2 separate regions of the Mus musculus genome follow, and region 2 is linked to region 1. Evidence: chromatin contacts called from ENCODE Hi-C or POLR2A ChIA-PET data. All regions are on one chromosome and are shown on one strand. The core of a region is the stretch at or near the end of the contact, and the rest is flanking DNA. Distances in the headings are between cores, read along the strand shown. Region 1 holds the start of Arid4a (AT rich interactive domain 4A (RBP1-like)). Region 2 overlaps Arid4a (AT rich interactive domain 4A (RBP1-like)).

The links. Hi-C counts contacts between places; a loop is a spot of excess contacts on that map. ChIA-PET counts read pairs that join two places held with the same protein, here RNA polymerase II (POLR2A).
Region 2: a map of gastrocnemius shows a loop between it and region 1 (1.9-fold over the local background). The contact joins the enhancer-like site here to the promoter of Arid4a in region 1. A Hi-C loop is called at or near these places in 8 of 37 maps with a recorded cell type or tissue (gastrocnemius, heart and left cerebral cortex). POLR2A ChIA-PET finds 5 or more read pairs at or near these places in 4 of 5 experiments (Patski and embryonic stem cell).

The regions. Positions count from the first base shown.
Region 1 is chr12:71,011,688-71,017,275 of GRCm38, forward strand. Arid4a (AT rich interactive domain 4A (RBP1-like)) reads left to right here and starts at 4,280. Exons shown (of 24, transcript NM_001081195.1): 1 at 4,280-4,474; 2 at 5,404-5,461. The coding sequence starts at 5,456. It overlaps 3110056K07Rik (RIKEN cDNA 3110056K07 gene), which reads right to left and starts at 4,136. Exons shown (of 4, transcript NR_045055.1): 1 at 3,820-4,136; 2 at 2,769-2,820.
Region 2 is chr12:71,047,159-71,052,630 of GRCm38, forward strand. It overlaps Arid4a (AT rich interactive domain 4A (RBP1-like)), which reads left to right. Exons shown (of 24, transcript NM_001081195.1): 11 at 36-202. Among named protein-coding and RNA genes, the nearest start is that of Arid4a, 34 kb to the left of the region's middle. Within about 2 kb of position 4,028, at least 1 of the 3 ENCODE cell types and tissues checked has a DNase peak (open chromatin) inside an H3K27ac peak, as active enhancers do; it is gastrocnemius, where a contact is called at or near this core.

The sequences.
Region 1 (5,588 bases), core at 3,030-5,529:
CTGTTACTAATTGAACAAATCTTATTCTTTACAATCATTCAGAAATCTTTTCTATATAGGTTTTAAACTTTTTATTGTTTATGTGCTAAAAATATCTACTTTAAGATATTAACTTCTCTCTGCAGACGTAAGAATTCCTGTGGGAGAATGAGCAGAAGGCAAAATAACCGATTTAAAAGATCCTCTAATTTCTGGTCTACCACTTATAACCTAGCATTCCACATCGGGACTCTCCTTATCTACATTGGCTTCCTGTTAATGTGAGGGACAAGGACAAAGAGATTTCCTTTCTTCTGATCTTTCTTAGAGAGAGTACAATAAAGTGTGATTGTTACAGAACCTATTGTAACTAGCTCAATGATGACAACTAAAACCAAACCATTAGTTCTGGTGGCCTCTGTAAGCCATATTACCTCCAAAGTGCTGGATGATAGGTTTGCATTACCAGGCCCCTCTGATCTATTCTTGGGTTTTCTCAATCTTCTTATTATGTGTACAGTGAGCACATGTGAGCACACAGGGCACTGAAGCCCAGAGACGGATGATGTCATGTGTCTTCCTGTATCACTTGCCATTCTTTTTTAGAACATGTTTCCCTAATACTATTAAGCTCATTGACAGGTCACACCGGGTGGCCAATGAGGTCCAAGGGAGCCTTCTGCCTCTGCTCACCAAGGAATGGAGGTACAGGCATGCCTTGCATCCAGCTTTGTATATGCATAGTGGGGAGTCGAACTAAGGGCCTCATTATGGGTCAGCAAGACTTATACCCACTAAGCCATATCCTTAGCCTAAAATCTATATACTATTAACAATTAAAAATCAGATAAATTGTAATATTAAAAATTGGAAGACCAAGATAAGATGTTTAAACATTTTCAGAAAAGAATTGCTGTTAGATGTAGTACATTATCTTATTATTTCATTTACTTTATATACAAATACACATATAATTCATGTTTATACACATACAAAGTACAAAATGATTAAGAGTGATTCAAAATAGTTTGCCTTTTGCAAACAGTCTCAAACTAGAGAAGAGCCAAATGATTATCAAAGCAGTAGGGTGACAATTTTATGTAAATTGTCCTATAAGGCTAGCAAAGTCCTGCTGGGATCTACTCATGGGAGGCTTTAAAGAAGACTCCAAGGACTTGTTTTTAGTAACCTGAAATGTCACTTTCTGTGTAGCAAAATGTTGCAATGTAGTAATGCCTCAACTGCCAAAATACAAAATAAAATCTTTTGAGAAACTACTAAGTTTCCAATATGTATAGCTTGAAGATTTGACAGTTCTGCCATGTGCAGAAGGGCTAAGACCTGCAGGCCTCACTAGATGGGAAGCCGAGGTAGGAGACTTAGCGCCTTGAGTTCTGGGCCAGCCTAGGGAACAGGAGGAGGAAGAAGCAACTCCATCTGTACACATACATACACAAGAACAAATACATACACACGGCACACACAACTGCAGAAGGCTTTTTCATTCTCTCTTCTGAAAATCTATTCCAAACAAGAGCCAGGGATGTCAAATAAAACCAAGAAGCCTCAAAATGTTAGCCACGGATGTTAGTTTTTAGGCATAGCATTTTGTAAAATCACAGAAAAACAAATAGGAAAGCTCTCTAGAATTAAGATGGATGGGGCTAAGAGTAGTAGTTCACTGGAGGTCACCTGCCTGTCATGCTGCCCAAGGGTCTGCATTCATTTGCAGCAAACCAAAGCTTAAATCATGATTCATCTATCCCAGATAGCCATGGAATGTGCTTTAGAAACTACTTCTGAGGGCCCTAATGTTTTTCTCAGGAAAAAAAAAAAAGGTAACAAAATGAACACATCTGCATTTTTTCTCACATCTGCATTTTTTCTCACATCTGTATCTTTAGAAGAAAAGTCACTTAAAAACACAGTCTCAATCCCATGAACACAGAATAAACTTTATTATCTATTTTGGTGGAGAGACTGTAAGAGATTTTTATTTTTCATTACTTTTCAAATGCACACTGGCATATATATAAAACTTGATAGTGGAATGATATGTGGGCGATTACCACCAGGGAGAATCAGCAGTATACATATAATTTTCTTTTTTCTTTCTTTCTTTCTTTTTTTTTTTTTTTTGGTTTTTGTTTTTTTCCAGATAGGGTTTCTCTGTGTAGCCCTGGCTGTTCTGGAACTCACTCTATAGATCAGGCTGGCCTCAAACTCAAAAATTTACCTGCCTTTGCTTCCCAAGTGCTAGAATTAAAGGTGTGCGCCACTACTGCCTGGCTAATTTTCTTAAAAAATAAAACTACAACAGAAAGCCAAAATTCTTCCTGCCTAAATACTCACTAATCAGACCTTTCTCAAGAGACTTTTAAATCAGAGTGGTGAACAAAATCAAGAAAATGTTAAGATTCTGACTTAAGACACTGAGTGTTAAAAAGTCTAAGAATCAAAGCTGGGTGGGCATGGTGTGCTGTGGAGCTGAAGCAGGGACGGCAGTTCAAGGTCATGAGCTTGGACTACCAAAATCCTGTCTCCAAAAACCAGAGTCCAGAAAGGAGGAGCCCAGAATGGGTGAGCTTGAATATTAGGGATGCTTTTTATCTGTGGCTTTCTCTAGGGTATAACATCAGGAAGCTAATTAAACCGACTCATTTGAAAGCTTGAACTAACAAAACATCTTCAACAACCAGTCACGTAGCCTAGTATTTGGCTCTAGTCTACAGAAAATCTCAGCACACACCTGTCCCAAGTCACAAGATTTCAAAAGACACAGGACTCACCTCTGTGATACTTTGGGTTGTCATGGAGGTGTCTGTTGTCTTCAGCACAACTCTAGAAAAACAAACAAAAATCCTCAACTGTTTACTCAACCATTTTCTAGTTTTGTGCATCACCAAAACTAAGCAGATTTTAAAAAGATAGACATGACTTAGTAAAACTACCAAAATACACTTCACAATCTTAACAAATTTTGAAAAAACAAAAACAACAAATATTAACTAGTTGATATGGCGTTAGTTCAGACGTACTCAACTGTGCAATTTACTGGGGTTAACATTTCACATTTTAATTTAGGGCATAAGCTGTTGCCCAATTGTTAAGTTTTGTGTCATTTAACAAGACAATGTGCTGACGACAGAATCCATGTCTATCTGGTCCAGAAAACCCTTTCATCTAAGAAACTGTCGTTCCTTCCTGAAGCATTAATACTTTCTTCGAAAAAATAGTATAGTATTCGCCTCATGCAGTGACAAGAGTCGCTTGTCTAAGGTCATAGTGGCAGCAGCGTCTGTCCTGGCAGGCACATTCCTCAGCATTCCGAAAGCCGGGGCTTCCACGTTTCCTCCAAGCTTCACAGTTGGAGGAAATAACTCTTCTTCCCCACGCAAGACGTTTCTAGAAACCACACCTCCTCCGTCTTTTACCAAGGTGGCTGCCACCTTGGGCCCCTGGTGTCTGCAGACCGCAACCCAGCTTCCGAAATGCAATGTCAAAGGGAGACAGAGCTATGCCGGGAGGAAGGGGGGGGGGTGTCAGTAAAATCCCGCCATCCCGAGTGAAGGGGCGCAAAGGGCCGCTTACTCACCTACACGTGCGCCCCCGACCTCGCCCCCTTCCTCCACGCCCCCCCAGCCACGCTCCGCCGCCGGCGGACAGCGGCTCCCATGGCCGCCCTCGCTTCCGGTGCTCCCAGCGCTGCGCCACCCCCGAGGCCACCCGACACCGGGAGCCTCCGACAGACCTCTCGGACGACTCCGTGACTCCTCCACCCTTCGCTAGGCGTTGTCCTGGAGGGAAGGGTAAGCCGGTGCCACACTGAAATAAACCTACCCGAGAGAGTCCGCGTCCTTCCCTCCAGACACAGAAAATGGGATAGAGCTGCGGGCTGCTGCTGCCGGGACAAAATGGCGCCGGGGAACCGGTTAGGCGCAGGCGCCTGGGGAAGAGCCGGCTCCGCCCCCGTGAAAAACCCTGGCTGCAGTTCTGGATTCCGTTTCCATGGGACACGCCACCGCCCAATCCTCGTGCGGAACTGCTCTTCCTGACCCCTTGTTCTCCAATCAGTGTTCAGTCAAGCACATCCGGAGTCGGCTCCTCCAATCAAATTTTTGGGCTCTCTTACTCAATCCTCTATCCTCCAATAACGTGCGTGTTCGGATACAGCCAATCAGAAGTGGAAGCTATCCTACCTGCTGTTTTCCGCACCAATCATGGAAGTTTCCCAGCTACATCCAATGAGAAAGGCAGACAGCGAGCTCCAATCCGAAGCTATTCGGCGTCATGAGCAGCCAATAGGAGTTCGTGTAGAAGCGAGTCTGCTCAACAGCTTGTTATTTGGTGGATTGTGGCAGTAAATCGGGGCGAGTGGGGGAACCCGGCGCAGGAACTGCCGCTGCGGCCGGGAGCGGTGCTGCCCGGACGGGGACCCACGGCGATCAGTGGGGCGGCAGACTGGAGAGCTGACAGCGCTCTGCACCCGCAGTAGGTAGGTAGTCAGCGGGGGCCGCTGAATGGGCAAAGCGGCGGGAGCAGCTGCTGCCGCGATGGGGTCCCGGTGCAGTTGGGAGCTCCGCAGGCTGAGAGGGGGATGCAGGGCGGGCTGTGCCCGGGGCGCCGGGCAGCGATCGGGTCCTGGAGTCGCGGCGGCAACTGCGGGCACGACCGCCTCCGCCGCCTCCCCGGGAAAATGGCTGTGGGGCTGGCCGCGCCGCTAAGTTTGCTTTGGAGGAGCGGGCTGCCGGGAGAACCGGCCCCCAACTCTGCTGTGCTTCTTTGGCGAGGACCCGCTGCTGGACCGCGGAGATCGGGGTGCCCGCGCCTCTCCGGGCTGTACAAAAAGTTGAGGCGGGCGCGGGAGGAGACGGCCGCTGCGGCGGTGCGGCTCGCTCCCCTCCCACACCCTGTCCTGCCGCCTCCCCGCCCCGCGCCTCCCCCGCCGGGTCCCCCCGCGCCGGCCGCCGCCGCAGGCCGCCGCCCCTGCCCCCCGGGTGAAGGAGCGCTTCTCCTTCCTGACATGGTGCAGAGCGGAGGCAGGAGAGCAATGGCGCCGTGACACTCCGTTGCCGCCGCCGCGGGCCGGGCCGGGGCGGGCCAAGGGGGCCGAGCGGCGGAGGCGGGGCGCGCGCTAGAGTCGGGGCCCGGCGGGGCGCGGACCCGGGAGGCCGGGGCGCAGGGGGCTGCGAGTGGCCGACGAGGCGGGGGCGCGGTGGGCCGGCCGGCCGGGCAGGGGCGGGACGCGCTGCCCTTTGGCGCGCGTGGGGCTCACTGCCCGCCAGGCTTTGGCTGCCCGACGGGGGTCTGTCCCGGGGGCCGCGGAGCTCGGCCCCTCCCCGCCTGCATTTGTTTACTTTCTTTCCGGGTCTCACCCCGCCTTGGACTGATCCTCTGCCTCTCTTTTCCCTGCTTTGGCTCTAGCGCCCGGGAAGAGAACTCGAGGAAGCTGGAACCCCACAGGTCACCAGTCAAGATGAAGGTAAGTGGAGCCAACTCTTCTTCTTAGCCTTGTGCCCCGGACGCTGCCAGTCCGGAGGCTGCAGTTGTGGAATGGCAGCTTTTTGTTACTTAGAATTGATTTCTTTACTAAGAAGCACTTTAAGGAA
Region 2 (5,472 bases), core at 2,778-5,277, 35 kb after region 1:
CCGGAGCAACTGCCAAAGTCCATGTTTCCTTTCAGGGCTGCGAAGAGCAAGTGTCTTCCTAAAAGGTAGGATTGTTCCTGATAATTGGAAAATGGATATAAGTGAAATCCTTGAGTCCTCCAGCAGTGATGACGAAGAATGCCCAGCTGAGGAACATGAAGAGGAGAAGGAAAAAGAGGCCAAAAAGGAGGAAGAAGAGCTGGTAGGTCAACGCTGTGGTTTGTTTGTTTGTTTGTTTGTTTGTTTTCTAGTGAAAATAATACCTCTATGCTTTTGCTCTGGGGCGTTTGTTTTTGTCTGAAACATTTCTTAGCTTAATTTGGTTAAGGAGTTGTGGCTAGTTGGCTTAGAGTGTAGTGTATAAATCAGGACTGGTTTTCAGCATAAAGTTACCAAAAAGTACTTTTCGAGGTTAATCAACAAGGTTTTGGGGAGGGGGGGATCAGGTATTTTCCGTGTTTACCAGTTGTCAGTGTGTGATGTCATTGTTACCATCCTGCTTTCAGGGTGCTCTGAGACTCAGAAGTTAACTGTCCTGAGCTGGCACAGCTAAAATGTGCAGTGTAGGGATTTGAACCCCGGTCTTGTTTCTCCTAACTTAGAAACCTTTTAGGGGTTAAATATCCTAATTACATCCAAAGAAAAACACACCTGGCAGCTTGACAAATCATAGAAAAAACTGTAGATTGTGATTTTATCATGAGTGGGTTTCTTTGTACTGCAGCCGTGTTGTGCATGCTCTGATTGTAGGTTACAGAAGCCATCCATAGGGTTACCGTGGCTGCTCAGATGCTGCCAGGCTGTGGAGTCGCCAGGGTTTTGTTAAACGGGATGAATTTTCTAGTGTAATTTCAGTTGTTGAGAGGCAAAACAAAGCATGAGTTTATTGAAAACGACCACCTATTTGAGCATGAAAAATTCTGCCTTGAAAATGTGCGATGCTTTTGTTTGTTTTACATGCACACGTGTGAGCTTTTGGAACGCCACGGCTAGATTTATATGTGGGGAAGAATGTATGCTGGTTCTTGCCTTTGACTTCCCCTGCAGCATTTGGCTTTTTACACTCTGAAATCAGAATGGCGGTTCATACTTACAGGCTGCCGACAGAGTTGCCATAGTAACATGCTGTTGGTTTTAAGTGAGCATGCTCAGAAAGACAGGAAGGGTTAGCAGAGGCTTGGCAGGTTGCCAGTGGAGGTTTGCCAGCTGCTTTGAAATGGGCTGTCTTTCTCTTCCTTTCATGTAATGTCTGATTTTTATGTGGAAGAGAATGTAAGTAGTGCTGTATCGCCCTGCGGATGCTGTGACCTCAGAGGGGACAGCAGATATTTGCCAATCAGACTGACATGCCCAGAGCCTGCACTAGTAGAAGGGGAATCTAACCGTTTTGCATTTGAAAGGAAATGCAGCACATAGGTAAGACTTTTTTTTTTAATATTTAGTTATTGTTTTGGTTGACAAAAAATGAGATTAAATACAATTTTTAGGTGTTGATTATATGGCTGGTACGGTAGAGCTCATAACCAAGCATAATTGTTTCTTGTAAAAGACAGTAGGAATCTATTTTTAGAAGATTAGAGGGTAAAGGGGATTTTTCTCCAACATAAGATAGCTTTTGGAATGACTGTGCTGAGACAATTTGGCAAAAAAAAAATTGTCTTAGGATTTAAATTTTGAATATTAGATGTGATGTCTGAATTTTATGTGTATTTAGTCTTAGGTTGTGTGTTTCAGGGTAAATAGGCCACATTTTCAGGGTGTGAACTCTTAGCAGGCTGTGGTTAGCTGTTGGATTTCTATTGAACATTAATTAGGATCTTATATCGCCAAATGCTGAAAGAAGGGTTAGTCTCTTTATTTCTGCTAATACTTTTAATTAGTGTCCCTTCCAGAATGTATTTTCCCTATCCCTCAAAAAATAGCCTGAAATTTTAAACAAAGAGGCTAAAAAGAGCTTTGAAAGAAGTTGCAGAGGTGCCTCTAAGACAGTAAATGGTGTCTGTGTTATAGTGATTAATTCTGTAATAGTGTAATGTTTCATCCAAGTGGCTAGTGAGAAATGCTAGGAAAAATGCACAGAGCAGAGGCTAAAATTTGCAGGAATAACAGCAAAGAAAAATTCAAAGATAAGGACACTTAGAAAAATAATGTCTCCTTACAGTGTGTCTCTTATGAACTTGCTAAAATTTAGTGGGTACGGTTGCTTTATTCCTGACAGAAAAATAGCAAAAATCACAAACTGTAGGCATGCTTTATGCAGTTTATTCTACATTATTTCTCAGCTGCTCATTTTCCCACTGTTTGGTCAATTGCCACAGGCTTGTTGTAAAGTAGTTCTCTGGCCACCTTAGTGGGCTTCCTTTAGTGAGATCGTGTTTGTTTCAGGGGAAGGATCAGCTGCATTTCCTGCTCTTGGATTTGAGATTTAGTTGCTGAATCATTCTAACTCATCTTGAAGAATAATTCTTAAAACAATTTAACATGCTGATCAATCGAGAGCTGCTTCAAAGCACACATAGCAAGAGGAGAAACCGGAGTGTGATGTGCACTGGCTGATCTGAGGAGCCAGGGCCTACCTGGCTTAGTCATTATGGGCCTTCCCCACACCAGTGAGGCTAACTGCTGTATTACAGTACAGAGCATAGTTCTCCCTCAGATGAAGGGATGCTGGGCTGCTTATGAGGATGGGATGCTGCTCTACAAGGATCTAAAGATCCTTTGGAACATTCTGTAAACCATTAAACAACACTGTAGATCGTCAGCCAGGGTAGGCTAGCAAGCATATGCTGCAGAATCATACAAGTGTTGGTGTTTGTGCAGTGCGAATGAGCAGTAGCCTCTGTTCGTTAACCGTGCTGCGGGGATTCAAGCATTAGTTGGAGCAGTAAGATTGGACATTGTGCAGCTTTCCAGGGGCAGGAGCTTTTTTATTTAGTATTTTATTTCCTACTCAGAGGCCACGTCAGGCTTTGAGTGTAAGCAGCGTGTCTCAGGCTGTGCTTGGAAGAGACTTGCGGATGGGGCAGGAATACTTCCTGTCTGTATTGGTAATTGCAACACATAGATAACTAGGCCAAAAAGAGCTGCTTAGAGATGATTTTTGTGGTCTTATTTAAATGTCTTTGTTAAGAAAGTTTTATATTAGAAAAGACATTACTAATTTTTTTTAGCTTGGAAATTTATTGGAAAGTCCAGATGAATAGAAATGATAGGAATTATTTATTTCTCTTGACTTAGGTTTATATTGGATAAATGTAGGGGAGTTTTCTAAGGGTAAGATGTTAAAAGGTTAATTATCAAGAGGAAATTAACCAGTTTTAGGTTAAATCATCATGACTTTATCAGTAGACCTTGTGTATCAGATTTCATGTGTAACAATGAAAATTAAAATTAGTGAGTTTTTTTATAAGATCTACTCTTTTTGGTCTAATGTATTGACATACTCATTTTTCCAATCTTGAAGCTTTTGTAGGGATTACCATATTTAGTGCCCAAGATAATTTTCCATTGTTGTAAAAGTCATAAGTGCTTAAGTTTTTAAATTCCTGGAAATATGACTATTCTTTTTTTTGGTATTTGAATCAAATGTCATCTGTGTCAATCTCTGCCCATGTAGGTTATAGGCATTTGCTGGTGACTATTCAAGACCACTCTGTGTATAGACCCACAGTAAATGCCTGATAACTCAGGAAAACTGTAATGTCAGTAAAGCTTAAGGTTTTAAATTTTAATATAGATATCAAAGCTGATTTTAATAACTTCAGTTACCAATAATAATAGGCTTTAAGTAGATTTGACACAACCTCCTTTAATGAATACCTTAGATATTAGCTTACATTCAAATACAACAATTTGCTTAAATTTAGACTATTAAACAAGGAAATGAAAAATAACAGTGGGCTGGACAGAGATGGTTAAGGGGCCAAGAGCATGGCAGATTGTGCAAAAGACCTCAGTCTGGCCAGTTTGCTACTTAGCACCCACATGGCAGTTTACAGACATCTCTACCTCCAGCTCCAGGCGATCCAGTGCCCTCTTCTGGCTTACTCAGGCACTGAATGCATATGGAGCACTTGTGTATGCAGGCAGAAACATACATACACATTAAAAAAGAGAAGTCTCTTTATTCTTTTAATTTTTTTTTCTTTTATGAGCACACTGTGGCTGTCTTCAGACACACCAGAAAAGGAAATCATATCCCTTTACAGATGGTTATGAGTCACCATGTGGTTGCTGGGAGTTGACCTTAGGACCTCTGGAAGAGCATTCAGTACTCTTGACCATTGAGCCATCGCTTCAGCCCCGAAATCTCTATTTAAGAAGTCTTAATGAGTTTTTAAAAGTCGTTACTACTTCAGCCTAAAACATAAACAACACTAAATTCACATAATGAGACTAATAAGATTTATACATTTGTTCACATAAATTTAGCTACATTTTAAAAATAGTTATTGTGTAGAGGTGTTCTATCTGTATGAATGTCTTTGCACTACTTGCATGCCTGGTATCTGTGGAGGCCAGAAGGCGGGAGTCAGAATCCCCTGGAACTGGGAATCAAATCCAGGTCCTCTGGAAGAGCAGCCAGTGCTCTTAACCATGGCGCCATCTCTCCATGGTTAAAAAAAAAAAAAAAGTTTTACGTAATCATACTTTATATTAGAGGTCATATAAGAGGTTTGGGTGACGTTAAAAACTTGATGATAACCAGCTGGTGATGGTGCATGCCTTTAATCTTAGCACCTGGGAGGCAAAGGCAGGAGGATTTCTGTGAATTTGAGGTCAGCCTGGTCTACAAACAGGGTTACATAGAGAGCCCTTGTCTTGAAACACACACACACACACACACACACACACATGCAGTATTTGCAAACAAATAATAAATAAATAAGATAAATAAATGGTCTTGATGAGAGCACGACTATCACATCTTGATTATAGTGTATGTATCATTTCAAGTGGAAAAGTAATTTATTGGGTTTACTTTAACTTTTGAAATGCAAGAGTCATAAAATTATTTTAAGTGGGATGGTTAAATTGTAAAACAGCATCTTGCAGTAAATATATCACTTCCTTTGTGTTCCTGGAAGTGTTTGGCATGTGTGTAACAGTGAGGAATGGTATTTCAGTGAGGAATGGTATTTCTGTAAATTTTAGGATCTGAGTTAACTGGTTCTCCAACTATTACTGGGTAATTCAGTGTTTGCAATCAAGTCATCTTCTTTGAATGTCACCTTGTCTCCACTCCGGCTTTGGAAAGAAACCCCCTAAGTTTCGGGTGGGAGCAGATTATGAACCGCATGAGGCATGAGAGGAGACTTAGACCCAACAGCCTGTTCTTTTTCCCAGGCACACTTGACAGCGTGTCGCCCTCTGAGAGCCAGGTCCCTGGGGTTCTGCTCTGGATCAGAAGTCTGAGTCTATCAGCTCCCTCTCCTCCTCCTCTAGCCCATTCCATTCTGTTCCCGCCTCTTC